Regions from separate parts of the Homo sapiens genome. Here all the other regions are linked to region 1. A link is a loop called in an ENCODE intact Hi-C map of the cell type or tissue named here. Cell type or tissue: CD4-positive, alpha-beta T cell. All regions are shown on one strand. Each heading gives the region's core, and the rest is flanking DNA. Links, peaks and the distances in the headings are about the cores only.

The links. A loop is a pair of places that touch in the nucleus more often than their neighbours do. Peaks named below come from ENCODE experiments on the same cell type or tissue, not always from the same donor. Only the 100,000 strongest peaks of a DNase experiment are listed, where the experiment ranks them.
Region 2: it touches region 1 in a loop (10-fold over the local background); 4 of 110 quality-filtered maps call a loop at or near these places.
Region 3: it touches region 1 in a loop (6-fold over the local background); 29 of 110 quality-filtered maps call a loop at or near these places.

Annotation. Positions count from the first base shown.
Region 1 is chr9:114,676,178-114,686,796 of GRCh38, forward strand. TEX48 (testis expressed 48) reads right to left here and starts at 6,015. Exons shown (of 5, transcript NM_001199233.2): 1 at 5,858-6,015. In CD4-positive, alpha-beta T cell, for the core only: CTCF peaks have their summits at 5,711, 5,919 and 6,123; DNase peaks (open chromatin) are centred at 5,544 and 6,074.
Region 2 is chr9:116,656,537-116,667,155 of GRCh38, forward strand. The region is part of intron 16 of ASTN2 (astrotactin 2); the gene reads right to left. Among named protein-coding and RNA genes, the nearest start is that of TRIM32, 25 kb to the right of the region's middle. In CD4-positive, alpha-beta T cell, for the core only: CTCF peaks have their summits at 4,706 (motif pointing left) and 4,910; a DNase peak (open chromatin) is centred at 4,715.
Region 3 is chr9:114,734,316-114,744,934 of GRCh38, forward strand. No RefSeq gene overlaps it. Among named protein-coding and RNA genes, the nearest start is that of TEX48, 57 kb to the left of the region's middle. RefSeq lists an enhancer at 4,671-4,720. In CD4-positive, alpha-beta T cell, for the core only: CTCF peaks have their summits at 4,725 (motif pointing right) and 4,925; a DNase peak (open chromatin) is centred at 4,726; H3K27ac peaks cover 388 bases.

The DNA.
Region 1 (10,619 bases), core at 4,519-7,018:
TTTTGAGACAGGGTCTCACTCTGACACCCGTGCTGGACTGTAGTGGCACCATCAGGGCTCACTCCAGCCTCATCCTCCCAGGTGCAAGCGATTTCCCTGCCTCAGCCTCCTGAGTAGCTTGGACTACAGGCTCGCACTACCATGCCCGGTTATAGTTTTTTTGTTTTTGTTTTGGTAGAGATGGGATTTTGCCGTATTGCCCAGGCTTATCTCGAATTCCTTAGCTCAAGAGATCTCCTGCCTCAGCCTCCAAAAGTGCTGGGTTATAGGCTTGAGACACTGAGCCCAGCCAAGCTTTTTTCTTTTTTTTTTCTTCATTTATTTCACATGTATTTACTGAAAACCTGCCATGTTCCAGGTACTGTTAGGTGCTGGAGATATAGCAGTGAACAAGACACAGGATAGACAAATGTCCATGGAAGCAGGGACAGTATTTTATTCACTTTTTTTTTTTTTTGAGATGGAGTCGCGCTCTGTTGCCCAGGCTGGAGTACAGTGGCGCAATCTTGTCTCACTTCGTGCTCCGCCTCCCGGGTTCACGCCATTCTCCTGCCTCAGCCTCCCGAGTAGCTGGGACTACAGGCACCTGCCACCACGCCTGGCTAATTTTTTGTATTTTTAGTAGAGACGGGGTTTCACTGTGTTAGCCAGGATGGTCTCGATCTCCTGACCTAGTGATCTGCCCATCTCGGCCTCCCAAAGTGCTGGGATTCCAGGCGTGAGCCACCGCGCCTGGCCTTTATTCACTTTTGTATCCTCAGCACTCAGCCCAGGGATGGGCACAGAATAGGTACTTTATACATATTTGTTGAATAAACACATGAACCTTCTCTGACTGTTGGAAAAAAACTATGCCAAACAGATCTCCTTCCTCCCTTCCACTAACTGATTTTTAACTTTCTGCACATAAGCTGTTCCTTGTGGTTAGATACGATGCGGGCTAGACACATACAGATGTCACCATTGTGTGGATTTTTTGGTCAAAGTGGGGGCACTCACTAGGTCCATTTAGCTCCAATCTCCAATAGTCTTTTGGATCTGCTGCCAGGTGAGGTGTTTTTGTTTGTTTGTTTGTTTTTTTGTTTTTCCCTAGACCTAGTGTCAGTGTCATGGGATTTTTTTTTTTTAACATGATTTTAGCTCTGATGTATTTCATTGAGTTCTCTTTAGTGGATTTATTTCATTTTCCTATAATTTATAAAGAAATAGAAATTTATACAGGCAGTTAGATCTTTTGTTTTGGAGATACACCATTTAGCAAATATCCTTGCCATTAATCTGCTTCGTATTCTGCTACTTGCTTTAGTTTCAGTTGTCTTCATCCACTTATAAAAATGCTTGCCTCACGGGGTTTGGCTTTGTTCCAGACTGCCTTGTGTATGTTGAATGTAGAAGGATGCACTTCATAAGAAAGGAATGGAAGCATAGCTCTGACAAGCCCCCACCATGAGTCAGCCCTGAGTGTCTGGAGTTTTACTGGAGTGGTAATTGATTTGTCTAGAAGAAATTGCTAAAACCTGGACTTGGGTCCCTCTAAACCTTTGTCAGCATGTGTTCTGTCTTGGTAAATCATAAAAGAAGGTCACTTTTTTTTTTTAGCTTATATTCGGGAGTCAGTAATTTTCAGGTTTTTGATCATGTGGCCTCTTTTAGGCTCTGCTTGGTCAAGAAATTCAAGACACTGCACAAGTAGAAACTGTTTATCAATTGTAGCGTGCTCTTTCCTGCTTGTCGTGGTCTCATCTGCATTAAGGTTGTTGCCTCTTCCTGGAAAAACTCCGTATATATACTCTCACTATAGGTACTCTCATGTATTTGTCTTAATAAATGGCAAAAGTTCACTAGATGACTTAGGATTACTGTAGCCATGATGACAAAGTTTTGATGTCAAAAATCAGATTTAAGAGGAGCTCTAGAGAAGAGAGAAGACAAAAATGCCAAACATAAATAGAAGGCTTCTTTGTCTGGAATGCTATGGCCTCAGGAAGAAAAAGATAAAAAAGACCTTACTCTTACTCAAACCTTCTGACACCTGTTTTCTTTGCTTCTGTCTTTCTCTCTCCACCCAACTTGATCTTTACTACCCACGTATACTCCTCTTACTCCTTCCCCTGGCTGCCCAAATAAACTTTTTCAGGGAGCATTTTTCTAGAGAAGAACAATCACATTGCACAACACCCACCTAAAACTTCTGCACTGAAGGTAGATCAAGAGAGGCCGAATTTAAACTCTGAGTAAGAGTTGAGTTGGGTAAAAATAGAATCTTCCCAAATTTCAGAACAAAAGAAAGTTTGTTTTGTATATCCTGTGTAATTCAGGATTCTGTTCGTTACTTATTGTCTTGGACTATCATATTTGTACCAATTAGTTCATTTCGTTGTTGACCTTTAGGCCAGGCACAGTGGCTCACACCTGTAATCCCAGCACTTTGGGAGGCTGAGACAGGAAGATTGCTTGAGTTTTGGAGTTTGAGACCAGCCTGGACAACATACCTCATCTCTACTAAAAATTAAAATTTAGCTGGGCATGGTGGTGTGCACTTGCACTTCCAGTTACTCAGAGGCTGAGGAGAGAGTATTGCTTGAATTTGAGAAATCAAGACTTCAGTGAGCTATAATCATGCCACTGCACTCCAGCCCAGGCAACAGGAGATCCTGACTCAAAAAAAAAAAAAAAAAAAAATTGTTGACCTTCAACAATGGGGAAAATGTTTAAGAGTAGCAGGATGAAAAAGGTCAGAAGATTCAAATAACCTATCTATGCATAATATTTTTAAGCATGGACTTGAGAGGGTAAGAAAAATAGGAAGTATGCCACATGAAACTATTTTAAAAGATTTTCTCTTAAGGGTGGATAGGGCAAAGATTCAAGAATAACAAACAAAATGATGAATCAATAGGTGACTTAATAGACTTCAGGACACTTTCAAAGGACATTCTGGGGCAAACAAAAAGTGTAAGTAAAAGGAGCCCTTTCTTTATGCAAAAGCTCATATCTAAAATAGAGGATTTAGAAAAAATCAATTGGAATGGGAAATTCCATTAGTGTAGATATCTTGATCATTTTCCAAGAGTCCTAAAATGTTAACTAGAAATCGAGATAATCTTTTGACCTACTAGATAAAACAACTGGCCCCTGAAATAAAGACAGGACCCAAATCTCCTCTGTTCTTTAAGAATTTGGAGTCTGTGGAGAACACTTGCACTTACTGTATGCAGAAAGGCCATTAGAAGAACTAATGTTCCATGTCAGAAGGACAGCTGTCCATATCTGTCTACTGAGTCTTTCTGAGGAGAACTTTGCACTTAACATTTTCCTATTTTGCCTCTAAACTCCCAAAGGGCATTGTCTATAAATATAAATGAACAGCTATACTGCTTGCTTGTTGATATGGTTTGTTTCTTATGTGGAGATCAGACTCTTCTATTCCAACTATAATTAAGACTAATTGTTCTGCATGATGAATACTTAGACCATTCCAGTGCATGATTCTCCAGCACCCACGGTGGACTATGTCTTCTTACACAGAGTCTGAAGGGATGAAACCCTTCTTGGGGGTTTAACTACTAGTAGATGAAACAGACTTCTGAGGATTCTGAGTTGAACAATTTAAAGTGCCTTTTTTCCCCTCACCTTGACTGACACAGCAAATCATGTAGCCCACACCCTAGGGTACACCTGACCAATTTAAAATCCTTAGTTTGAGTAATTATGGATCACAGAAACCTTCGGGTTTTATTTTAGCTAATTAGGGGAGTCTGCACCATTGCTAACACTCCCGTTGTGCCTGGATTAATATCACAGGTGAGGTTAATCTATAGCTAAGCCCAAAGAAAAAGCAGCCTGGCTATCTAAGGTAGATGGTCATGCCAGGGAAATCATGGGGCATGACTCCAGAGAGGCTTTCAGATCTTTTTGAAAATACTTTTAATTGTCATTGTCCCTTTTTTTTTTTTTTTTTTTTTTTGAGATGGAGTTTTGCTCTTGTTGCCAGGGTTGGAGTGCAATGGTGCGATCTCGGGTCACTGCAACCTCCGCCTCCTGGGTTCAAGCGATTCTCCTGCCTCAGCCTCCCGAGTAGCTGGGATTACAGGCATGCACCACCACGCATGGCTAATTTTAGTTTTTAGTAGAGATGGGGTTTCCCCATGTTGGGTCAGGCTGGTCTCGAACTCCTGACCTCAGGTGATCTGCCAGCCTTGGCCTCCCAACGTGCTGGGATTACAGGCGTGAGCCACTGTGCCTGGCCTTAATTATCATTGTCTTGCATCATTCAGGTTCTGTTGTCCAGAGAGCTGAATGCTTTTATGTAGCCTCTGGTTTGACAAATGGTGAAACAAATGATTCAAAGAAAAAATGAGAAGAAATGAGGCAGACTGATACTCAAAATGAAAACCAGATCTCTGTACATGGAAAAATGGAACTGTGTTTTCAAGAAAAGCCAATGACAGTGGTGAAGATCTGGACAATCTTGGAGGGTCTTTCCTGCACCTTTAGTTGAGGGAGACCAGAAGGCAGATAATGAGAATTAAAAAGAGAAGCTCCCACATTCCTAGGTGACGATGGATTGCCCTGTAACCACGGTAACAACGAATCCCCAGAACCTGTGTGACACTCATTTAATCTATTAATGAAACTCCCTTGGTAACCATTCTAACAGACACATGCCAGTAGGTACATTTCATAGCTAAAGGTCTACCATTCCTAAACACTGCTGCCTCTGAAACACCACCAGTCCACGAACTCAACACCTCCCAAAGCCCCTTATGCATCAGCCATGAGCTTTGTTCAGAGACTTTGCCATACAAGCACAGTTCTCCCTTGTTTAACCAGAAATAAATTCAGTTTTTGTTTCATGTAGTGAATGCAGGCATCTTCCACCAAAGCAGCTTATGGATATACAAGAAAATGTAGTTATTCAAATTCTCTTTTTCTCTCTTTTTAATGCAAATGATAGCTTACTATACACCACGTTTTGCACCTTGATTTTTTTCAATTAAAAATAAACCGTGGAGATCGTCCGTATTATCAGCAGCGATCTGAAGCGCAGGTTTGTTGACACCCCGTGCTGATGCTCTCTCCACATCTTTACTAGAAAATTTTGCAAGAAAGAGGGTAGTAGAACCACTTTCTCCTCTAAGTGTTGACAGCAGAGAGCTTTGAGTTTTTGAACCCTCTTCAAGAAATGAAAAGGCTCTTAGGGAGAGCAGTGTATCAGTTACAAGCACATTCTCTGGGGGTATAATTCTTGGAGATCTACTGTTAGCTAGGAAATTTAGAATTTATGACCTCTTTGAATCTCTGTTTTCTGACCTGTAAAATGGGGATGAGAATAATAGTATCTACAATAGAAGGTAGTTCTGAGGATTAAATAATGATGGAAAGTGCTTAGCACAGCTTTCTGGTGTGTCGTAAAGGCTTAATAAATACAGATGAAGGTTCTGATGCTGATGAATATGTAGGGAGATGCCTAGGGGATGTGTGGCACTTCTTGCACTACCAGTGACCCCCTCTAGAGGGAAGCAGAAACCAAAGAAGAGGGCCCTTGGGTTGTCCCCAGTGGGTATGAACTTCAGGTCTCTAGTGACCCCATTGCACTTTGATCAGAAGAAAGATGAATGAGGTCAAACAGGAAGGCTTCTGGCGCTGCGGGCGGGGGTGGGGGAGGTCATTCAGCACAGGTGGAGACTGGGACCCAGAGAGAGAGAGAAACAGTGAGGTTAGAGCAAATGAAGGATGGGGATTGCTTCTTGGAGCAAAATGAATAGGTGTCCAGGAGTGGTGGGGACATTGTGCCTTTTAGTACAGAAAAATTATCACCTCCCGCCCTTTGGTTTAAACTGTGAGCCCCACTCACCTGCAGCTGGCAGAGTAGACAGAAGGCTGTCTGTGATGTCACAGAGCTGGGGAACCAGGGAATGTTGGGGCTGGGATGTTTGGACTGGACCACAACAGCGAGGAGGAGGGAGAAGTTCTGCTGAGCACGATGCCATGCTGGCCACCAGACTGTATACTGGGGCACAAGTCCTGGGGCCTCAGGAAGCACCTAGAGGATGGCCAGAAGGGGGCAGTACAACACTGGATGCTGTAGATCTGGGTGCCATTCTGTCTCTGTCCGCCCACTGGGTAGTAACCTTAGGCAAAGTGACTTCACGCTCAGGTTCTCCCTCTGCAATATGGGAATAATAATAATTTTTTTTTCTTTTTTGAGACAGAATCTCACTCTGTCACCCAGGCTGGAGCACAGTGGTGCAATCTTGGCTCACTGCAGCCTCCGCTTCCCAGGTTCAAGCGATTCTCATGCCTCAGCCTCCCAAATAGCTGGGGCTACAGGCATGCACCATCACGTCCGGCTAATTTTTGTATTTTTAGTAGAGACAGGGTTTCACCATGTTGGCCATGCTGGTCTCGAACTCCTGACTTCAAGTGACCCCCCCCCCCCCACCCCACCACCTTGACCTCCCAAAGTGCTGGGATTATAGGTGTGGCCTTCGCCTGGCCAGGAATAATAATAATTATATGTCCTGTTTGCATTTTTAAGTATTAAATGAAATCAGGTAAACATTTAACATGGTATCTAGATGTAGTAAGCACTTTAAGAAAGGGTAGTTATTAATAACATATGCAAAAATGAAGTGACATTTTCTTCCCTATTTATTTTTCAGAAAAGAAGGAATCACTTTGTATTGGAGTCCTGACAAAATCTCTCAGCTTATGGGGCACTCTTTCCATTCCTTTATTTAGGACAACCAAGTACTATTCATATATGGGGAAGCCACATTGGATTAACATGTTCTCAATCAGTGCTATCATTTGATGCACAGAGAGGTCACTGGATACAATAGAAACAGAAGAAAGCAAAGGAATTCAGCACAGCTGTGGGGTCATTCATGTGGTTGGGGCGGGTGATGTGACTCCACAGCTGTGCTGAATTCCTTTAATAAATATTTGATGGTGAGTTAAACAGCCTTTGAAAGCTCACAGGTAAAGCCACATTCTTTTTTTTTTTAAATTATACTTTAAGTTCTAGGGTACATGTGCACAATGTGCGGGTTTGTTACATACGTATATATGTGCCATGTAGGTGTGCTGCACCCATTAACTCATCATTTACATTTGTTATATCTCCTAATGCTATCCCTCCCCTCTTCCCCCCACCCCACGACAGGCCCCGGTGTGTGATGTTCCCCGCCCTGTGTCCGATGTTGCCCGCCCTGTGTCCAAGTGTTCTCATTGTTCAATTCTCACCTATGAGTGAGAACATGCGGTGTTTGGTTTTCTGTCCCTGCGATAGTTTGCTCAGAATGATTAAAGCCACACTCTTAAATGGTAATTGAAGGTTCTCCATTTTGGCTGCAAGTGAGATTCACTTGAAGTGTTTTTAAAACAAAGAATACCTGGGGCCTAACCCCAGATAAATTATAATTTTGGTAGGGTGTGGAAACTGGGTAGCAGTATGTTTACAAAAATTTCCAGGTGATTCTTGAGTATAATCAAGAACTGCTGAATTCCATTGTGCAGGTCATTATATACAGGTAAGCGGTGGTTCTCAGATCAGGCTGTATATTAGAATCATGGGAGGAGCTTTAGAAAATGCCACTCCTAGCACCTGCTCCCAGTCAGTAAAATCACTATTTTGGGGGCAAGGGCCCAGGTGTCGATAGATTTTACAGCTCCCCAGTTGATTTTAATTCGCAGCCAGCATTAAGAACTACTGATTTATAGAGGTTTTTTTTTAATCATAAATTTCATTGATGTGATACAAATGGATCCTTTTTAGCTTGGGATGAGCTTTTCAGGAACAGCATTATTTATATACAGATTCAAAAGCATTATTTAAAAAATAACTTAGAAATGAAGATAATATATTCTGAAAACCTGTGCTAGATGAGGTTAAAGATGTGTATGAAGCATTTGAATGAAATTGTTTCAGAAAATGAAAGATTGAGGATAGTGATATAGTTTGGCTGTGTCCCTACCCAAATCTCCTCTGGATTTGTAATCAAAATTGTAATCCTCACGTCGGGGGAGGGACCTTGTGGGAGGTCATTGACTCATGGGGGTGGTTTCCCCCATTCTGTTCTCCTGATAGTGAGTGAGTTCTCACGAGATCTGATGGTTTTATACGTGGCAGTTGCTCCCGCTCTCTTCTCTTTCACCTGCTGCCATGTAAGATGCGACTGCTTCCCCTTCTGCCATGATTGTAAGTTTCCTGAGGCCTCCCAAGTCATGCAGAACTGTGAGTCAATTAAACCTCTTTTCTTTATAAATTACCTGGTCGTGGGTATTTCTTTATAGCAGTGTAAAAACAGACTAATATGGATAGCAACACAGGTATTTCCAAATTAATGTATTTTATATAATATGCTCTGGCAAACACATATCAGGTACTGACTACTTATAAGTTGATGCTTGATTATTTCACCCATAGCACTAAATGTGTATATATTCAAATTGGAGAAAATACTTAAAATCTTTGCATAAAGAAACTGCCTTCTGTTTGGGGTGGTTTACCATTCAAGCATGTATGGTGTGATTACTTTCTTCTCTTTGGGTCTGGGAGGGGAGATGGGCCAACAGGCTTCTGTATTAATTTCTGGTTCAGGTAGGGAATAATGAAATCTTGACCTGATGCACTGGGCTAAGACAAATGGGTGGATTTTTACTCTGGTGATTTCACAGTGGGTAAGTTCTGGGGTCCGAGTACCTGGGTGGGACGCTTGCCTTCCTAACTTAATGCATGACCTGGGCCATAGCCATTAACCCCTCTAATTCTCAGTTTCCTTAACTTTAAAATAGAAATAATAATAGAGTTGGTGTGAGGAGTAAATTAGACCAGCCATGGAAAGCTGTAAATGTAGTGCCTGCTAGAGAGGCAGCACTCAATAAATTTTCCTTATTATTATCTGGTGTTGAGAGTGAAGGATTAGCTTTCACACCTGTGGATGTGAAATCAGGGAATTCAATTTAGGTTTTCAAAAGTTTTATTTTGTTTATTTTTATTTTTATTATTTATTTATTTATTTGAGACAGATTCCCGCTCAGTCGCCCAGGCTGGAGTGCAGTGACTCTATCTCCGCTCACTGCAAGCTCTGCCTCCTGGGTTAACGCTGTTCTCCTGCCTCAGCCTCCCGAGTGGCTGGGACTACAGGCGCCCGCCATCACGCCCAGCTAATTTCTTTCTTTCTTTTTTTTTTTTTGTATTTTTTTTAGTAAAGACGGGGTTTCACCGTGTTAGCCAGGATGGTCGCGAACTCCTGACCTCGCGATCCGCCCGCCTCGGCCTCCTAAAGTGCTGGGATTACAGGCGTGAGCCACCGCGCCCAGCCTTGTTTTTAAATAAAGTCTCGATCTGTTGCCCAGGCTAGAGTGCAGTGACATGAACTCGGCTCACTGCAGTCTTGACCTCTTGGGCTCAAGCCATCCTCCCACCTCAGCCTCCCGAGTAGCTGGAACCACAGGCACACACCACCACGCCAGGCTAATTTTTAAATTTTGTGGAGAGGGGGTCTTGCCATGTTGCCTAGGCTAGTCTCAAACTCCTGTGCTAAAGCAATCTTCCCACCTCTGCTTCCCAAAGTGGTGGGATTATAGGCTGAGCCACTGTGTCTGGCCCAAAACTTTATTTTGAAATAATTACAAATGCACAGAGAGTTACAGAGGTAACTTTGTAGCTTTCTCTCTTTAGAGAGAAACAAAGAGGTAACTTTGTAACTTTCTCTCTGCAGACAGTTCCCATGAACCCATCCCCCAGCCTCCTCCAATGTTAACATCTTGCCTTACTATATTACAAGATCAAAATCGGAAATTAACATTGGCCCAATCTACAGAGCTTATTCAAAGTTCAGTCGTTATTCAAGTACTCATTTGTGTGTGTATGTGTATAGCTGCATGAAATTTTATTACATGTGTAGCTTCGTGTAACTACCACCACAATCACGGTACTTAACTGTGCCATCACCACAAGGTTCCTTTCTGCTTCCGCTTTATAGCCACACCCACTCCCTCTCCCCAACATTTCTAACCCCTGGAAACCACTAACCTGTTCTACATTCTATAATTGTCATTTCATGAATATTACATAAATGGACACATGCAGTATATATGTATATTTCTGAGGTTGGCTTTTCTCAGCACAACTTCCTTGTTCCTCATATACATGAGGAACATGTATCAGTAGTTAGCTCCTTTTTATTGCTGAGTAGTAATCCATAGTAATGCATGTACCAAAGATTTTTTGACCATTCGCCCATCGGAAGATATTTGGATGGTTTGCAGTTTTTGGCTATTACAGATAAAGCTACTGAGAACATTTGTGTACTAGTTTCTGGTGAAAATGTTTTCATTTCTGTATGATAAATGCCCAATTTACTATACAATTGCTGGATTGTATGGTCAATCAATTTTTAGTTTTAAAAGAAACTGCCATATTATTTTCCAGAGTGACTGTACCATTTTACATTTCCATAAACAATATATGAGTAATCACATTTCTCTGAATCCTCTCCAGGGTTGTTTTTTTTTTTTTTTTTTTTTTTTTTTCCACTATTTTTTACTTTTGTCATTCTTATATCTTGAGCCCAGGAGGTTGAGCCTGCATTGAGCCATGATCGTACCAC
Region 2 (10,619 bases), core at 3,379-5,878, 2.0 Mb after region 1:
GAACAATGCTTCCAAAATAGGATCATGTCTGGTTTCAAGCCCAATTCAGTTCCAATGACACTACAACCCATTCATTTGAGAACCTGCCAACTGAACTCTCTTTTTTCTCCTCCCAAATTCCTGCTGGGTATTATTTTGTTGCCACCAAAAAAAAAAAAAAAAAAAAAGCCTCAGTTGAAGTGACAACTCCTTGTTGGGAGGGCAGCCAGGGCTTTTCGGCAGGAGATGATGGCACCGCTTGCCCTCATCCAGAAAACAAAACAAAGCATCAGACTAAGGGCTTCTGGGAGAGCCAAAGCTGCACGGATGTTTGTTCAATATTCGGCAACGGTGCAGGGTGCTGCCTCCCTAGTCAGACAGGCTTGCTTTGGCAATAGGTTTGCACTTGAAGCATTTAAAAGCTCCATAGGGACCAGAGGGGCTCAAATTAGAAACATTAAGGGAGAGGGGAAAGGGGTGAGACTTTTATATCATAAAGAACGGCCTTTATTACAGCAATGGCCTCCCAGGAATTACTGAAATTGGATCATTTCTTAGGCGGAGTTACTGTCTCCTGTTGGAAGAAAGCAATTGCTCTGAGGCCTGACTCAAGGACCCACACAAATATCTTTAAGAAGGGGAAAATAGCCAGCTGAAATGCCACTAGCAAGGCCTGCACTTCTGTGTTGTGCAATATGAACTTCTCAGCCTAACAATCAAAGTCCTGCATCATTAGTGTGCCCTTTATAAATAATAGTACCAACCTAAAAGAGTTATTGTGAGGATTAAGTAAGGGGCCTGGAACAAGTTAAGCACTCAATAAATATTATTTGTTATTGTTGTTGTTGCTGTAGTTGTCATAATTACATTGCTGTTGTTGTTACATGACATTAAAATTGAAATTTCTGTTCAGACACCAAGGCCTAATAGAAGTAAAATTCCCAAGTCATGCCCCTAGATGCAGAAGTTACAAAGGAGAGGAAATCTAACCAATTTCACAACTCTAGAAACCTCAGCCAGAACAAAGACATAAAAAGAGGTTAGGCCAGACACGGTGGCTCACGCCTGTAATCCCAATACTTTGGGAGGCCAAGGCGGGTGAACCACTTGAGCTCAGGAGTTTGAAACCAGCCTGGCCAACATGGCAAAACCCCATGCCGATGAAAAACACAAAAATTAGCTGGGCCTGTTGGCACACGCCTGTAATCTCAGTTATTTGGGAGGCTGAGGCACGAGAATCACTCGAACCTGGGAGGTGGAGGTTGCAGTGAACCGAGTTTCTGCCACTGCATTCCAGCCTGGGTGACACAGTGAGAACCTGTCTCAAAAAAAAGGAATATAAAAGAAAAAAGAGAGGTCAGAAAGTAGCAAGATTTTTTTTTTTTTTTTTGAGATGGAGTCTTGCTGTATCACCCAGATTGGAGTGCAGTGGCACAATCTCGGCTCACTGCAACCTCCACCTCCTGGATTCAAGCAATTCTCCCTCAGCCTCCTGAGTAGTTGGGACTACAGGTACATGCCACCATGCCTGGCTAATTTTTGTATTTGCAAGAAGAGATTTAAGGAAGTTTGTTTTTTGTTTTGTTTTTGTTTTGTTTTGTTTTTGCAAAGAACTATTACCATGTTTGGAGTCTTCAGCACCCTAGCCAGCTCAAGTGTTACATGCTATCTGCTAACTCTAAGTTTTGTGAGAGGAACCCTCAGGAGTGCCACTTGGAGAACTTGGATATATTCTCAGCAACTGGCAAGAAAATGGACTAGGTCCTATCTTCACCTGAAAAAGCTGCAGTGGCCTATACCAACAGAACAGAAGGAGCTGCATGGGGATTAGCCCAAACCCCCAGAGGTTGCCCAGTGAAAAATGCTTGCTTCCTCTGAACTGTATATGGGTCACATAGAAGAAAGAACTGGCCTGGAACTGTTTTAAGCCCTACCCAAGAGGAATCTAACAGAGTGATGGGTCCCCCACAGTGAATCTCCATGAGGTAGGAAGCCAGAGAAACAGTAGGTAGGAAGGGATCACTGAAGCCAGACAAAGAGAAATGGCACTGTTCCAGGTCTTACGAGAAGTCCCAAGCATTGGGGACCGCTGAAAAGCCCCTGAACAAGCCCCCCAAGACAAATGGCCAGCTTTATAAAGATGCCAGGACCAGAGACCGCAAAGCCAGGTAAAATAATTCTGGAGCAAGTATGACCTTCCTAATCCTGACCACCGCTCTTTTTTTTTTTTTTTTTTTTTTTTTGCTTGTACTGTGAAAGAAGGGGAAGAAGAGGTGCAAAGTAAAGAAAGAGCATGAAGGCCAACCATTCCCACCTCTTAATGCTCCTATTGGGAAAGATACGGAGATTTTATTTGTCAAAAGATTTGATTAAAATATTGGACTGGAAATCCTAATTCCTGATTTGAAAGTATGTTAGCAATGTAAAATATCGATGGTGCTGCTGCCTATTCCATAAGTGATAATAGATTAGATGTGGTCTGCTAAGATTTTCATCTAGAGGTAGAGGAAAATTATCCCAGTAAACATATCACAAAGAGTGGCAGAATCAACACATATGTATATACTTTTGAGCATACTTGTTTTCACAGACTATATTTTGACTATTCTCAATTTGCAGTATGAACTGAATCGTTTATATCCTCATTATAGTACATGTCACGTTTTTATTATTTGATTTAATATAATAATTAAATGAATATATTTCTCTCCAAATATACCATAAGTTTCATGAGAACAAGGACCATGGCCATTTTTAATGAACATTTGCATTCCAAGCACAGAGTTCACTGTTTGATATCATGTAGACAGTCTGCAGGTAAATATATGAACAAATGAATAAATGAATGCATAAATCTGACTCCTGTCCCACTAGTGTAATGCTTATCAGACTTCAGACCAACTATCCCAATTTATCACCACAGCCCCAAAGACAGTTGGTCTTTGTTTTATTTTATTAATGTACACTTGATAGATCAGAGAAGTAAAGTAACGTGACCAAAGTCACACAGCTAGCAACTAGTCTAGCTGTTTCTACCCAGTTTTTCTGCTCTTTCCACTGTCCATATTTCCTCTCTGAAAAACTTTCAGCACCAGTTTTCACTCCTACAGGATGAGTCATATCCGTTCCAAATATTTGTATCTTCCCATTACCTCCCACCCCCAGGTAATGCCCCCAATCTCCTCCACCCATTTCCATGGGCTAATAGGGTCTCCTGGGTGGAAAGCATTCTAAAGGTCACCTGGTCAGAAATCCCATCTAATTTTTCATTTACCACCAAATAATCCTCCAATTTATTCTTGGACATTTCTAAAGATGTGGAAATCAGTACCTTTCTAGGCCTCAAGTTCCATTGTGGAAAGGCTCTATTAAACTTAGACTAACTTCTCATCCAGGAACCACACTTCTCATCCTAAGCATCAGACCCAAGCCCAGAGTTATGTACTTTATGCTATTAGATGTCTTATCTACAGTACTCACGCCTGGACTCTAGTTGGGGTGTGGGGTCATACTACAATTAAACAATTAACTAACTAGGTAGATGAAATTCCTATCCCAGGAACCATAGGGCATTGTTGGGTGGCTTCTGAGAAGGTATATATGTATGAGTATGTGTATGTTGTGATGTATGTGTTGTGTTCATATTGCAAGCGCACACACACACACACACACACACACACACACACACATTTGGGGAATGGAAAGAAAAGCAACAGTGGAGATTCCAAAAATAAGAAGACAGAATTATAAAACTGCCAAACCCTAGGACAACTGATTTCCTAACCTAAGTGAATTTGCAAGCTCTTCCCCTAAATGTATAAGTAATAAGCACAATTACAGAGGGGCAGCTATAGCACAGTGTTTTGCTTGAGTTTAAATTCCATCTTTTTTGTTTTCTAGCTGGGTGACCTTGGAACAAGACCTTAACCTCTCTAAGCCTCCATTTCCTCATCTGTAAAATGCTAATAATTTTAGTACCTAAATATTGGATTATTTGGAGGATAAATGAGAATCAGAACTTAATGAAAAATATCCAATGCTAGCGTGTCAAGAGCATCATCAGAGGTCATTTGTTCCAGCCCCTGGCATTCATCCTAGCATTATTCAATTCTTGTACATGTCTGAATCTGTAAATCTTCCCTTGAAACCTGCCTGATGCTTTAACTGTCAAAAATTTCCCCTTAAATTACCTGTCTTCTACCTACAAGAAGACAGTAGACCAGGGTAGAATTGAATGCGTAAGTCCAAAACTGTTGAGTCAGACTACCTGATTTCAAATCTTAATCAAGTCACTTCACCTCTCCAACCTTAGTTTGTTCATTTGTAAAATGGGGATACTAACTCCTCATCCAACTCCTCTAGGAATAAAACAAAAGATGTTGTGCTAGCACATTTTCACCTATGATCTCTCACAGTTCTCCACCATCCTACAAAGTAGGGATTGTTGCCCCCTTTTACAAATGAGAGAACTGAGGCACAGAGTGATAAAGTATAACTTGCAAGAGGACACCTGTCTTCAAGTGAAAGCAGTTAAATTTCTGAGGCAGGTCATACTCTCTGTGGGAAAGGGACCCCTGGACACTGCCCAGTAGCCTAGTACTGGCCAGTGTCTTGGCCAGAATCAGGAATCAGTCGGCATTGAAGGGTAACATTTACTTCTTCCTCCTGGGACAAGGCAGGTTGTGGCCAGTAACAGGAGGCTGAAAAAAAAAGGTCATATGTGATCTCCTGCTGCCCTCTAGTGCCTACTTAAGATGATTGCTCTGGGGAAATCTCTGTTCTGATCCTTTCTTGGCAAAGAAGGATCATTGTGTGCAAAGCAACTTCCACTGAGGGAAGCCAGGGAAACAGTAAAAGCTAGCTATGATACAAGGAAGCTTAGTGCGATGAGTAAAAGAATTCTGAAAGAGCATTTGCTGAGAAGGCCTATTCAGTGCCAGGTTTACAGCTAGGCACAAGGGGGGAAAATATGAATAACAATTTGTTTCAATCCTTGTGGTACTCAAGTGTAGAGACCTGATGGGACGTATTGGCTGGGAAGGAAAAAACAGAGATGGAGAAGGAGACGCTTAAGATATGGCAGAGAGAAAAGATAATTGATGGAGCAGGATCTTAAAGAAGACAGTAAGAGAAAAAATTCCAAGGTGGTAATGGAATGGATGCGGTCTGAACTTCATATACATCTGGATGTGAAATTCAGTTGGTCAAAACTAGGCATGCAACCAGGCCCTCTTTGTATAGTTACACAAGTTGAGCTCTGTAAAAAGGTGACTCACTCATAGGTGGGAATTGAACAATGAGAACACTTGGACACAGGAAGGGGAACATCACACACCGGGGCCTGTTGTGGGGTGCGGGGAGGGGAGAGGGATAAAATTAGGAAATATACCTAATGTAAATGATGAGTTAATGGGTGCAGCACACCAACATGGCACATGTATACATATGTAACAAACCTGCACATTGTGTACATGTACCCTAGAACTTAAATTAAAAAAAAAAAGAAAAAAATATATATATATAAAAGGTGACAAGGCAAAAGGGTGGATGGGGACTAAATCCACCCTCAGCTTCACGTGCCATGCCTGTGCTCCTGCAATTGAGTACAAGTAGAGGAGCTCCTCTTCCTAATTCATATAAGAGGTAACTTACAGGCTAGCCACAGCCCTGCATGTGACCATAGACAAGCTTCTTCCTCATAGTAGTCTCTGCTTTTTATGTATAAAATAGGCGAATATCACCGACAATATAAAGTTGTTGAGATTTAAGATAACGGGCTGGGTGCAGTGGCTCATGCCTGTAATTCCAACACTTTGGGAGGCTAAGGTGGGCGGATCACCTGAGGTCAGGAGTTCAAGACCAGCCTGGCCAATATGGTGAAACCCTGTCTCCACTAAAAATACAAAAGTTAGCTGGGTGTGGTGGTGGGCACCTGTAATCCCAGATACTCGGGAGGCTGAGGCAGGAGAATCACTTCAACCTGGGAGGCAGAGTTTGCAGTAAGCAGAGATTGCACCATTGCACTCCAGCCTGGGCAACGAAAGTGAGACTCCATCTCAAAAAAATAAAAAAATAATGTAGGGTCATGCCAGACACTTAATAGCCACCCAAAACATGCCAGTTCTTGTTATTATTACTATTATTAGTATTATTCTAACAACATAGTCTTATTTTTAATGCAGTTTTGCTTTTAAGATGGTGATAGGAAAAGTGCTTGGTAAAGGGAGAAGACAGAAAAGAAAATCATATTTCCCAATCTTCTATTCTTTGCCAAACACAAGACATTGTGGATCTCATGGAATCCTCACAACAGTGCCTTGGACAAGTAATGTCGTAATTTTTTACAACTGTAATATACAGCTGAAAAAACAGAGTTTCCGAGAAGTGACAGACTGCAGTCGAAGGTCATTAGGCATTCAAAGACTGACTCCAAAGCCCCTTTTCTGTCCAAAGGAGCTGAGATGGATCATTAATAGGAGAACGCCTTCTCTTTCTTGGGATCAAGTTCTTTTACTTTCTTGAAAACTGTGTTTAAAACTTACTCCTCAAGAACGGATTCCAAGATTAGTTCCTTCCCAATTCCTTCCTCCTCCTTCCAATCACTTCTCAGGCTAGGGGTCAAAGAGGAAATGCTCAGAAAAGATTATTCTTGGACAAGGCTTACGGAATTGGAGGCCTCTGAGATGCTAATGACCTGCTTTAGATAAAGACTCCCAGATTGTCCCACTTGAACATATTTGAAGCAGGAGAGCAGACCAACAAGGTATACCAGCCCACCTTGGGGCCAGTAGGAGGCCACTTTGGGGCCAGGGGGAGGTTGCCAGTTTCAAACATCCAGGAGGGTATGAACATCAGCTGGAGTCATCTAGGAACCATTAGTCAGTTAAGGGAACCATTAGAAAACACTCTCTTACTGTTTTCCTGGGGGTTCACAGTCTTGCTTTCACATTTCTAACTATTTTTAACAAAATGTTAAAAATACTCATGTTAAAAGACAACCTTTAAACATGTTACCAGGCATTACTTTTGGAAAACATGTTCAAGATTGAGTTACTTCTCCGTTAGCTCCCCTCTGCGGTGTAACTCTGCTGCTAGGGGCAGGGAGAAGGATCAATGAGCCCACTCAACAAAATATAAAAGGGCTGAAACTCATAGAGATTTCCTGTCTTATATTGAGGCAATCAGTAAAATTAATATTAACTGTAGCTGCAGTTTTACAGGCACATATTCCAGGACAGATGTTCTGCTACTTGATTTGCATACATTATGCCCTTTGGTCTCTATAAATCCTAACAATGAGAGGTAGGTTTCACTATTGCTTTTTAAAGATGAGTAAATGGAAGCTCATGGAGGGAAAATCAGGGATCCAAGAACATCTGGATTGCCATTGTGACCTTCCTTATTTCTAAGCACTCTTCCACAATATTAGGCTGCCTCCCACTCTGCTACATTGCTAGAGATTCAAGTTCAGGCAGTTATAAATTCTGGAAATTGAATATTCAATTTCTGTTGCTTCTGCCCATTACATCACAGTAATCAGCAATAAATCTCTTACCATAGCAGTCTATGGACAATCAATAGGTAATTGGTTGAAAAACTATGAAGCATCCAAACAGTGGGGTACTATATACCTAAAAATGAATTAGAATAATATTGTATGTGATTGGAGTAATCACAAATATATTTTACTAAATGGAAAAAAGGAAAGTGCAGAACAGTGTTTAAGGTTTTTTGTTTTTTTTTAATATAGGCACAGGGCCTCACTATGTTGCCTAGGTTGGTCTTGAACTTGTAAGCTCAAGGAATCCACCCTCCTTGGCCTCCCAAAGTGTTGGGATTACAGTGTGAGCCACCATGTCCAGCCCAGAGCACTGTTTAGAGTGCTCTCTTTTGTATAGAAATATATATAATATATATATATGTATATGTATATATGTATATAAATTTTTTATTAGGAAACACTGACAGGTTACCCAAACCTAACACAATAGTTATCTACAGGGGAAACAAGAAAACAAGGTCCAGGGATAAGAATAGAAGCCAGAGTTCTGCAGTATATCTTCATTTATAAGTTTTAGCTTTGCACCACACAAAAGTTTTACATACTTTTTTTTAAAGCACAAAAGAAAAAAAAAAACAATCTCTACAAATTATATACCCACTGAAAAAATATCTCTAACTCTACATCAGTGTTGACATAATTGTTTAGAGAAAATAACAATTTAGAGTGGCTTTTAAATGCAGTATTTTGATTTTACAGTTTAGTGAGGAATATTCCAAACACAAAATGATCTGCGAATCTAGACTTAATGGTCTTATCACCAGCTGTAATATTGGTGATATAGCTTGGATGTTTGTCCCCTCCAAATTTCATGTTGAAATGTAATCCCCAGTGTTGGAGGTGAGACGGGGTAGGAGGTGTTTGGGTCATGGGCATGGATCCCTCATCAATGGCTTGGTGCTCTCCCTGTGATAATGAGTTACTTCAAGAGCTGATTGTTAAAAAGTCTGGGACCTCCCTCCCTCTCTCTTTCTTGCTCCCTCTCTCTTGCCATGTGATACACCTACTCTTCTACCACGTTCCACCATGACTAAGAGCTTCCTGAAGCCTTACCAGAAGCTAAGCAGATGCTGGTGCCATGCTTGTACAGCCTACAGAACTGTGAGCCAAATAAACCTTTTTTCCTTATAAATTACTCAGTCTCAGGTATTGCTTTATAGTGACACAAAATGGACTGACACAATTGGTATTGCTATTTTGAAATAATTACCTGTCTGTTGTGGGCTATAGCAAGTAAGCCATTACGTTACTGTGATTGGGAACTAAGCTTTTTCAGCATTACGGACAACTAATTCAGGTATTAAGAAGGTTTATGAAAAATTATGTAAACTGAAATTTCAGTTGGAAATCATAAAAACTTACGACTTGTTTTTGTCTTTGAAAAAATAAAAACATTTCATAGCTCTGCCTACTGAAAAGGCCTAGAAATAATGATAATGTACTAGGCAATAAATACCCCTACTGCCCAGACTCTGGTTTCTAAATGCTATTTTTCATTAAAAGGAACAAAGGATACTTGGAAAAATTCCTGAATCCAAGTCTGGAACAAGTATGGTACAAGCTGAGCCTGGGATGTTTTGTTGTAACAAAAAACAAGGTCAGGACTAATGAAGTCATTTCAAAAGGACATACAAACCAACTTAAAGGGAATCACATTGGCCTAACATTAAACAATTTGAACAAGGAAAACAATAATAATTGCAATTGATTTAAATTTATCAAACAAATACACTTCCATTAATTCATAATGTTCTGAAAACTGAAACCAAAGCCAAACCAAAACCAAGAAACAAATAAAAACCAAATTAACAAAGCTCATCAGTTACTACTGGAGACTGCTAGGAGACAAACATATTATTCTAAAAATTGATAAAAGAATGAAGTATCAGCCATGCTTTGAACTGGATTTCAGGGTAACCATATTTTTTATGGAAATACTGCAGGTAATAAGAGCAGTAATAATGACAGAATCACAAAATTACCATTTCATAATTTCTAATAAAAGAATAGATCTAGACAACTATCATCAATGAATCCTAAAACTGCTAGGAGAAAGGCTAATGAGAAAATTTCTAATGAATGGATTGGACTGATAGGTACTGAACTTACTGATCAAACCTAATGTGACTACAAGTAGTACAACAGGCATTAAGTGCCACTGATATGATTCTCTAAGATGTACATGGCACTGCCTGAGTAATTCAGGTGGTACTCCTTGGATGATAGAATTTGGGGGTCTGCAGACTTGTATAGGGAAAAGAACATACCTTTATTTTTAGTATCTTATCATTGCAATGTACTATTTCCTTAAATTATGAATGCCATTAACAAAACATAGTAGTATGAACATTTCCTATGACTTTGACATAATGAAACTCACATATACTTCTATCACATTACCATTATTACAAATCTAAAAATACTTGTGGTTGACCAAACTTAGAATTATGATAGACTGTCCGCTAGATCTTGTCATTAATAAAGATGCACATATATTACTGTATCATACTTTTAAAATATTTTGATAGTTATATATTGACATAATTTCTTTCTTTTATAGTCTTTTGTATTTTATTTTATGCATTTTAAAATGTTTTTCTGAGAAAAGGGGTTATAGTCTTCAACATTCTACAAAAGGAGCCTGTAAGACAAAAACAGGTGGTGAATCCCTAAAAAAGAGAAACAAATTAAACAACACCATGAGGAAACACTTAGCTAAATCTGTAATTTGAACAGTTCTAAAGGACAAATGAGCCAACATCTTCAACAAATAACAGCATGGGCAAAATTAAAGTGTGGAACTATTATAGATTAAAAGAACACCATATAGACATTTTGATCCATATTATTTATTTATACTTATTTATTTATTCTTTTTTTTTTTTTTTTTTTTTTTTGAGACAGAGTCTTGCTCTGTCACCCAGGCTGGGGTGTAGCGGTGTGATCTTGGCTCACTGCAACTTCTGCCTCCTGTGTTCAAGCTATTCTCCTACCTCAGCCTCCCAAGTAGCTGGGACTACAGGTGTGCACCACCACCCCTGGCTAATTTTTGTATTTTTAATAGAGACAGGAGTTCACC
Region 3 (10,619 bases), core at 3,228-5,727, 57 kb after region 1:
CCCCTAGGACTACTTTAAATTATGAAGAATCACATTTAAATGGATAAACCTACCGCGCACAGGGAACTTTTCTAATACTATTGAATTGATCTACGTGCTGCTCCTAATCCCATTCCTTCACCCGTCTTTCAGCAGTAAGTACTACCCTGAAATTAAAAAACATCATTTCTTTCTTTTTTTTTTTTTTTTTTTTGAGACAGTTTCGCTCTTGTTGTCCAGGCTGGAGTGCAGTGACGTGATCTTGGCTCACTGCAACCTCCACCTGCTGGGTTCAAGTGATTCTCCTGTCTCAGCCTCCCAAGTAGCTGGGACTAGAGGCGTGCCACCACGCCCGGCTCATTTTTGTATTTTTAGTAGAGACGGGGTTTTGCCATGTTGGCCAGGCTGGTCTCAAACTCCTGACCTCAGGTGATCCGCCCACCTTGGTCCCCCAAAGTGCTGGGATTACAGGTGTGAGCCACCACGCCTGGCCTTCTTTGTTTTTTTTAACAATAGGGCTTCAGTACTTCTCTATGTACCCCCTAAACATGATCTAATTTAGGATCGTTTGTGTTTTAACTTTCTAAAAGTGGTATCACACTTACATGTAGTACTCCAAGAGTTACTTCTTTTCATTCAATATTATGCTTCTAGGATTTATCCATGCTGCTTGGAGCTATAATTTCATTGTCTTCACTGCACAGCGTTGCATTGCATAAATACATAATTTAGGGCCAGGTGCGGTGGCTCACATCTGTAATCTCAGCACTTTGGGAGGCCAAGGGGGGCGGGGTGGATCATGAGGTCAAGAGATTGGGACCATCCTGGCCAACATGGCGAAACCCCGTCTCTACTAAAAATACAAAAATTAGCTGGGTGTGGTGGTATGCACCTGTAGTCTCAGCTATTTGGGAGGCTGAGACAGGAGAATTGCTTGAACCCGGGAGGTGGAGGTTGCAGTAAGCTGAGATCGTGCCACTGCACTCCTGCCTGGGCGACAGAGTGAGACTCTGTCTCGAAAACCAAAACCAAAACCAAAACCATAATTTATTTATTATCTGTTGGTAGATAGTTGGGTTCCTTGCCAAGAATATTGTTTTTGACATTCTTGTGCATGTCTCCTATTGTATATTACAATAGCTTCTCTTAGTTATGTACCTACAATGCTTTTATAATTTAAAAAGTTTGAAGGATATGTACAAATGTAAAATATGCTTGAAAGTAATTCTCTTTTTGAGTAAAATTAAGCAAATAAATATTGTTTTGTTTGAAACAATCTAGTCATAGGACATTCCAGAAACTGATCTTTTATTGTATCATTAGCAGCTCCTGTAGCTTATCTCATTTCTTACGATAAATAAAGGTAGTTCAGAATCTTTAACTCAGTAGCTTTCGTTGAAGTATCTTTAAAAGCTCATATGTGAGATGCTGTAATCTTCCTTTTATTTTCACGCCTATATCCTGATTTCTTGACTAGGTGGTAAACAATGTGAAGGTATGTAATGAAGATATATTGCCTCCATTTACGGGGAAGGAAATTGAGACTCAGCGAAATTGAGTAATTTGCCCAAGTCACAAAACAGAGCTGGGAATCAGTCCAAAACCCATGCATGTCTTGCTACGGGATGCTGTGGGTCACAGATGTTTGTCTCCTTCTCCCCCAGTGTCTGCTCTCACCTCTTGCTACTGGGGTTGGCACATGAGAAAAGGAAGCCTCTGTATTTGGCAGGCTGGTTGTCTACTAATTGCTGTCATTTCTTAAATGCCTGCTATGTGCTTCCCAGACACAGTGCTAAAAACTCTAGCTGAGGCTGAGTTAATCCTCATGACAACAATATGATACTGATGTTATTCTCTACATTTCTCAAGTTTAGGGGAATGAGACCCAGAATGAATAACATTCAAGATCACACAGGTAGAAGAGACAGCAGAGTTGGGTCTCTAATCCAGGTCTGTCTTACTCCCAAGCCTTTATTCTTTCTAAAAATATCATATTGCTTTCAGAAGGAGAAAAAGCCAAATGTGCTTCCAATGTGGTATTACTTCCCATCAGGCTCTGATTAAGTATCTGTGCCTATGTTGCTAGAAGGAGGCAGAGTGACACAAAAATGTTTAGAACGATTATGAAAACTTAATTTAGATGTGCCTCTGGGGGGATACCACCCAGGGCTCAAACCCAAAACAGAACCTTTTGAGTGATTTTTGACTTTTGATACCCGAAGTCCTAGTCCCTGCTGGAATTTAACTAGGATGATAAGGAAGTTGGTCTGCATACACATATGTAATTGATGATCTTCAGAGTGGGGTTGGGTTTAAAAGCATAGACTCTGAAGTTGGGTGGACTTGAGTTCAACCCTGGCTCTTCCACTTATGAGTTGTGCGATCTTGGATAAGTTACTTAACCTCTCTGAGCCTAAGTTTTTCCATCTTTGGAGTGGTAATGATTAACAGTGACATCTTTATAGAGTTTTTGTGATGATTGATTCAACTCATGCAAACCTCATAAAATAATGCTGCTATCAGCTATTGTTAGTATTGAGTGATAATAGTAAAGAGACAGAGCAGTGAATCAGGCTAAGCTTCAGGGATTCGTCAAGAAATGAGAGGAATGGCCAGGTTATTCCACTGTGGGTGATTAAAAATCTGTACATTTGTGTTGCTTTGTGATCTTTGGACAAAGTCCACTAGATCAGTGGTCCCCAACCTTTTTGGCACCAGGGACCGGTTTTGTGGCAGACATTTTTTTCCACTGACAAGGTTGAGGGGATGGTTTCGGGATGAAACTGCTCCACCTGAGATTATCAGGCATTAGATTCTCATAAAGAGTACACAACCTAGATCCCTCTCATGCGCAGTTCATAGTAAGGTTTGTGCTCTAATGCTGCTGCTGATCTGACAGGAGGGGGAGCTCAGGTGGTAATGCTCGCCCAGCTCCTGCTGTGTGACCTGGTTCCTAACAGGCCACAGACAGTACCAGTCCACTGCCTGGAGGCTGGGGACTCCTGCACTAGATTCTCTCAGTAGCCCTGCAAAGCTAGCAGGGCCTACCTGATGGCCCTCTACTATCAACGAGAAAGCTAGGCCATGCAGAGAGTGGGAGGACAAGTGACTCACTCAAGGTTTCTCTTGCTTTTTCTTTCTCTTCCTTCCTTCCTTTCTGCCTTCCCTCCCCTCCTCTCCCTTCCTTCCTCTCCCCTCCCTTTCCCTCCCCTCCCCTCCCCTTCTGCCTCTCCCTCCCCCCTTCCCCTCCCTCCCTCCCTACCTTCCTTCCTTCCTTCCTTCTTTGCTTTCTTTCTTTTCTATCCTTCCTTCCTTTCTTTTCTTTTTTTCAATTGATGAATAATAATTGTATCTGTTTAAGAGGTATAATGTGATGGTTATATATATACATGTCATAAAATATTAAATCAAACTAATTAACATATCCATCACCTCACCTACTTACCACTTTTTCCCCCACCTGCTCTTTCTGGGGACAGAACTCAGGTGGCTTATTTGAATCCTACTTTGGTTGAAGTTTTCCGTGTGTGTGTGTGTGTGTGTGTGTGTGTGTTTATGTGTGTTTAGTTTCCAAAGGGACTTAGAAAATAAAGACTTCCAAAAATCCCATTAAAAAGGACATTTCCTCTCCATTGCAAAGACCCAACATGACCGCTTCTTTCGGCATTTATTAAAATGGCAAATTGGAACTGCTTGAGTGTGGGTTCTTATGGAAATCATGCGTGGGCTGGCAGCTGTGTTGGCATGAGGAGGGTTTGCTTTGAAGCCCTCTGAACTGTTCTAGCTTCATAGATAAACACCTGTGGCAGAGATTGGTCTTTAAAATAAAGGGTCTTTCTCTAACTTGTGTAGAAATCAGGTATTCTGTTGTTCTTTTCTCTTAGAATTATCCAGTTATGCTTACTAGTGTTTTCTTTTTTTTTTTTTTTTTTAAATGGAGACGGAGTCTCACTCACTCTGTCACCCAGGCTGGAGTGCAGTGGTGTGATCTCAGCTCACTGCAACCTCCGCCTTCCAGGTTCAAGCCATTCTTCTGCCTCAGCCTCCCAAGTAGCTGGGACTACAGGCACACCACCACCACACCCAGCTAAGTTTTGTATTTTTAGTAGAGACGGGGTTTCACCATGTTGACCAGGATTGTCTCGATCTCTTGACTTCGTCATCCACCCACCTCAGCCTCCCAAAGTGTTAGGATTACAGGCGTGAGCCACCACACCCAGCTGAGAAGTGTTTTCTTTCCATGTTTCCAAGAAGTTGCCATAGTTATAGCTTGGGTTATTTGTACCAAAAGCAAAACATTAACATGGTACATTTTAAAGAGAATAACATAACTTTTTGACAATATAACTGGGTGGGGAAATTACCCAATCTTGGGCAGAATCCAGCTAACCTGCTGCTGCTGACAGCATGGCTGAGCTGGGTCAAGGGCTCAGGGATGTAGGGATATGAACCACAAACATGAAGGTTTGGTGTTTCATGGCAGAGAGAAGGACCTTGGCCCTGGATGGGGGTCGAGGGTTTGAGGTCTGGCCTTGGCTCTGACAGTTGTCCTTGGTGTGACCTTAGGCAAGTCACTCTCACTCTTGGGTCTTTCATTGTCCCATCAGTAAATGAGGATGTTAGACTAAATGGTGTCAAAGATCTCTTTCACTTCTGAAATTCCACGATTCTGTGAGTTCTGTTTTTGTAGCCTTGCAGCCCGTTTGAAAACCATACCCTTTCCATTTAAGCCCACCAGAGGGCGATATGCCCCACGTGTTGGTCCTGCCCCGGTCCAAGAGACCTAATCACTGGGTTAAGTGCCTTAGAAGAGGAAGCCATGACTCAATCCCTGCTTCTAGGGAAGAGAGATGGAAGTGGACACTATTTAAGTTGCTTCTTGGATCTGCGATTGACCAGGGCTCTTCACGTCCATTTTCTCTTTGATTTCATGTCAGTTCCCTGGGCCACATGCCAGTTTCTTATTTCACAGGGAACCAAGACTTAAGGAATTGAAAGGACTTACCTTGGACTAGGTGGGTTTCCAGTGGTAGGCCCAAGACCTTACCTCTCCATCTGTGACTTGTCCTTCTGGGCCTTTTCCAGTGGATCTCAAGAGGCTGCCTCTGTTTCTAAGGGGCTCCTGCTGAACTAATAAGACAATTTACACATGAGTTGATTAAGGCAAAATACGAAACCGTATTAGAGTCAGGACTAGGAGCTACACTGCATGGATAGACAAACACTTCTTTCCAATGAAGCTCTTCTTCTGGGATTTGGACTAAATGATCTGTTAAATGTGAACTTCCATAGGAACTATAATGGTCTTGATTCTATGTTGCAGACAGTGGAATCCACTCTGGCTCATTTAAGTAGCAAAGGAATTTTTGAAAGGGTATTAGGAAACTCTCAGAATCTCCAGGAGAGGCAGAGAGTGAGAATCTGAAATTATGTAGCCAGAAACCATGACTAATTCCAATGTGGGGGCTTTTCTAGAAAAAAACCCACTGCTACATTTGCTTGCCCCCTCAGATGTTCGGAATTGGGCACATCATGGAAACTAATATTGACTGAGCATCTCCTATACAGTGGGCTTTGTGCTGGGCATGTATCTTATTTAATCCTATGGGATGGGTATGGTTATCCCTAATTTATATATAAGGAATGCAGGCTTGGGGAGTTTGATGACTTGCTCAATGAAACCCACCTCTCTCTGACTTCAAAATCTAGGCTCCAACAGAACAAGAGAATATGGACTTTGGGTTGAAACTAGGAACCACCACTAGTCCCCAAAGGGCAAATTCAAGGGAGGAGGGACTTTCTCTGTGTTTCTTACTGCCTTTGTAACTCTTTTATTGTCTAGTAATTTGGAAGAAGAGGAGCACAAAGGAATGTTAAATTCTAATTTTCTATTATTATTTTTTGCCTCTGGTTCTTCTGATCAGTAGAAATAGCTGCAAAGGAAGGGAGTCTTTCCCATATGATGCTTTGTGGGCATTACTTGGATCTCTCTTTGAATAAAAAATTGTTGGACTTGGAAGAGACCATGACATAGATTTATTCAATCTTGTTAGTTTATGAACTGGGAAACTGATTAGAAAACTACTTGCCCAAAGTCATATACTGTAATAAGATAATGGCTTTCATGCATTCAACAAATGTTCAATGAGTTGCCTACTACTTGCCAGTAAATGGACACAGTGTAAGATAGACAACTTCTCTGTTGCCATGAAGCTTTATATAAACAGAGATCCTAGAGGTAGCTTCACTTGTAGTTCTCCAACCTTCAAATAATCTGAAACAAAAATACTTTTCGCTCTTGGCTAGCCACATGTAGAAGAATGAAATTGGATCCTCATCTTATACAAAAATCAACTCAAGATGGATTAAGAATTTAAACCTAAGACCTGGAACTATAAAAATTCTAGAAGATAACATTGGAAAAACCCTCCTAGACACTGGCTTAGGCAAGGATTTTGTGACCAAGAACCTGCAAGCAAATGCAATAAAAACAAAGATAAATAGTTGGGACCTAATTAAACTAAAGAGCTTTTGCAAGGCAAAAGGAACAGTCAGCAGACTAAACAGAAAACCCACAGAATGGGAGAAAATCTTCACAATCTGCGCATCTCACAAAGGACTAATATCCAGAATCTACAACAAACTCAAATCAGTAAGAAAAAAACAGACAATCCCATCAAAAAGTGGGCTAAGGACATGAATAGACAACTGTCAAGATATACAAATGGCCAACGAACATATGAAAAAATGCACAACATCACTAATGATCAGAGAAATGCAAATCAAAACCACAATGCGATACCACCTTACTCCTGCAAGAATGGCCATAATAAAAAAAGCAAAAAACAGTAGATGTTGGCATGGATGCGGTGATCAGGGGACACTTGTGCACTGCTGATGGGAATGTAAGCTAGTACAGCCTCTATGGAAAACACTGTGGAGATTCCTTGAAGAACTAAAAGTGGAACTACCATTTGATCCAGCAATCCCACTACTGGGTATCGACCCAGAGGAAAAGAAGTCATTATTTGGAAAAGATACTTGCACATGCATGTTTATAGCAGCACAATTCATGATTGCAAAATCGTGGAACCAACTCAAATGCCCATCAATCAACAAGTTGATAAAGAAACTGTGGTATATATAGATGATGGAATACTACTCAGTCATAAAAAGAAATGAAAAAAGGCCACTGCATTTGCAGTGACCTGGATGAGACTGGAGACTATTATTCCAAGTGAAGTAACTCAGGAATGGAAAACCAAACATCGTATGTTCTTACTGATATGTGGGAGCTAAGCTATGAGGACACAAAGGCATAAGAATGATACAATGGACTCTGAGGACTTAGGGGGAAGAGTGGGAAGGGGGTGAGGGATAAAAGACTACAAATAGGGTGCAGTGTGTACTGCCTGGCTGATGGGTGCACCAAAATCTCACAAATCACCATGAAAGAACTTACTCTTGTAACCAAATACCACCTGTACTCCAATAACTTATGGAAAAATGAAATAAAAAAATAAAATTTAAAGTAAAAAACACTTTTGGCTCTTTTTCTTAATTTTTTTTAAACAATAAAGATAAAATGACAATTTTATCCAATGGCAGATAAATAGAAAAAAGTTTAACTATATTAGTTATCAAAAAATACAAACAAACCTTTTTTCCTTATCGATTTGCAAATATTTAGAAAAAAAAGACTGCCCAATGACGATGAAAGAATGTGGAATTCCACCGTCTCATACACTATTGACATAAATATAAATTAGCTTTTGTGAAGGAAAAAATTTGCAATATGTATCAAAACATTCTTGACCCAGAATTTACTTCTTAGATTATCTCCTGGAAAAATAACTCTGAATGTGTATGAAGATACATCAAATAAGGATCACAGTGTGATGTATAATAAACAGCAAAATCTGGCAATAATCTAAATGTTCAACATCTGATTGATTATATAATGTATGCTACAGCCACTCTATTGGTCAGGATTAGATTTGGCCATGTGTAACAGAAAATCCTAAATAACAGTAACTTAAACATAAATGGATTTGCCCTTTTCTACCTAAACAAAATCTGGAGGTAGGTAGTTTGGGTCACAAAGTTATTTAGAACTCAGGTTCCTTCTGTGTTTTCACTATTGCTATTCTTCGTGCAAGTTCAAGCTGTCTGCTAGAGCTACAGCTATTGTGTTCACATTCAATATGGAAGAGAGGAATGGCAACGTGCACAGCTTATTGGCCAGACCTTGATAATATGTATCTGCAAAGAGACTTGGAAAGGTAGATCTTTAGCTGGACACATTGCCTACAGCTTTGGCATAAGGAACAGAAAGAAATGAGAGAGAATGGGCATTGGATAGGCCTATGGTCTTCAAAAAACCTTGCTCACATGTTCCTGAAAAGGATTTTGAGTCTGGTCATGGTGGCTCATGACTGTAATCCCAGAACTTTGGGGGGCCGGGGTCAGGACTTTGAGACCAGCCTGGCCAACATGGTGAAACCCTGTCTCTACTTAAGATACAAAAATTAGCCAGGCATGGTGGCATGCACCTGTAGTCCCAGCTACTATGGAGGCTGAGGCATGATAGTTGCTTGAACCCAGGAGGCAGAGGTTGCAGTGAGCCCATATCAGGTCACTGCACTCCAGCCTGGGCGACAGAGCAAGACTGTCTCAAAAAAAAAAAAAAAAAAAAAAAATTTTGAAAAATTATCTACCATTTTGTACTTCTTTAAATTGTTCCTGATTTTTTTTTAAAATCACAGGTGTACATGAATATGAAGAATACAACTTCTGGCCCATTGTAAATATTGACATAAAAAATAAAGCTGTTGCATCATCTCTTAAAATACACCCAATGGAATGTAAATACCATTGTGATGTAATAGCCACCATCCTCCACCTAAAACATAACTCAAACTGTTGGCAAATCTCTATTTTTCTTTTTTCTCATTCTACTTCTTCTACAGACTTTTTCCTAATATAGTATATATTTTTCTGTTTGAAAGTTTTTTGAATTGACCACCTTATACCTTTCCGCCACAACAATATATATAGAAATATAAATTTTAACTTCATGTGGCTTTAAGATTTTAAAAGTATTAAAATATTTCTTTGGATTATCATTACAATTATTAATACTAGGTGGGGAGCAGTGGCTTATGCCTGTAAATCCCAGCGTTTTGGGAGGCTGAGGCGGGAGGATCGCTTGAGCTCAGAAGTTCAAGACCAGCCTGGGCAACATAGTGAGACACTGTCTCTACAAGAAATTTTTGAAAAAATTAGCCAGGCATGGCAGTGCATGCCTGTGGTCCCAGCTGCTTGTGGGGCTGAGGTAGAATTGCTTGAGCCTGGCAAGTCAAGGCTGTGGTGAGCTATGATTGTGCCACTGCACTCCAGCTCCTGGAGGGTATGGTATCTGCATAAACTATTTGGTATTTTTTTTGGTATAGCAGATTTGTCTCTTCTCCTTTTGTTAACTTAGTCACTCTTTTTTGTTTATATCAACACAGACTCATGGATATTTATTTTATACTTTGGGCCATAATCCAATACTATCTTATTGATTTGGTTGCTCAAATGGTTCCAGCTTTGGCCATTGGATGATCTTTTAATTGGCTACTGGGTCCCTTGGAAATAATCCCATCATTTTGTCTTTTGAGCATTTTCTTACTTTTTAGCATGAGAGGCCATTTCTTTTTTTTTCTTTTTTCTTCAACCTTTATTTTATTTATTATTATTATTATTTTATTTTATTTTTGAGACAGTCTCACTCTATCGCCCAGGCTGGGGTGTAGTGGTGCAATCTTGGCTCACTGCAACTTACGTCTCCTAGGTTCAAGCAATTCTTGTGCCTCAGCCTCCAGAGTAGCTGGGATTACGGGTGAGCACCACCACGCCAGGCTAATTTTTTTTTTTTTGTATTTTTGGTAGAGATAGGGTCTCACCATGTTGGCCATGGCTGGTCTCTAAATCCTGGCCTCAAGTGATCTGCCCGCCTTGGCTTCCCAAAGTGCTGGGATTACAGGTGTGAGCCACCGTTCCTGGCCTTCAACTTTTATTTTAGTTTCAGGGGTACATGTGCAGGTTTGTTACATGGGTATATTGTTACATGGGCAGGTTTGGGGTAGATTGATCCTGTCACCCAGGTATAAGCATAGTACCCGAGAGGTAGTTTCTCAGCCTTTGCTTCCCTTTATTCCTCCTCCCTCTTATGGTCTCCACTGTCTATCTTTCCCATCTTTGTATCCATGTGTACCCAATGTTTAGCTCCCACTTACAAGTGAGAATATGTGGCATTTGGTTTTCTGCTTCTGTGTTAGTTTGCCTAGGATAATGAGATGTCATTTCAGATCACTAAATTAAAATAGCACTTCATCTCCAACCAATCCCTCTCTATGACACAACCTTTAAGATATTTTTATGGAATGAATCACTATAAAAATTATCTTTTTTAAATTTTAAATTTTGTGGGTTCATACTAGGTATATAGATTTATGAGGTACATGAAATGTTTTGATATAGGCATGCAATGCATAATAATCACATCTTGGAGAATAGAGTATCCATCCCCTGAAGCATTTATCCTTTGTGTTACAAACAATCCAATTATACCCTTTTAGTTATTTTAAAATGTACAA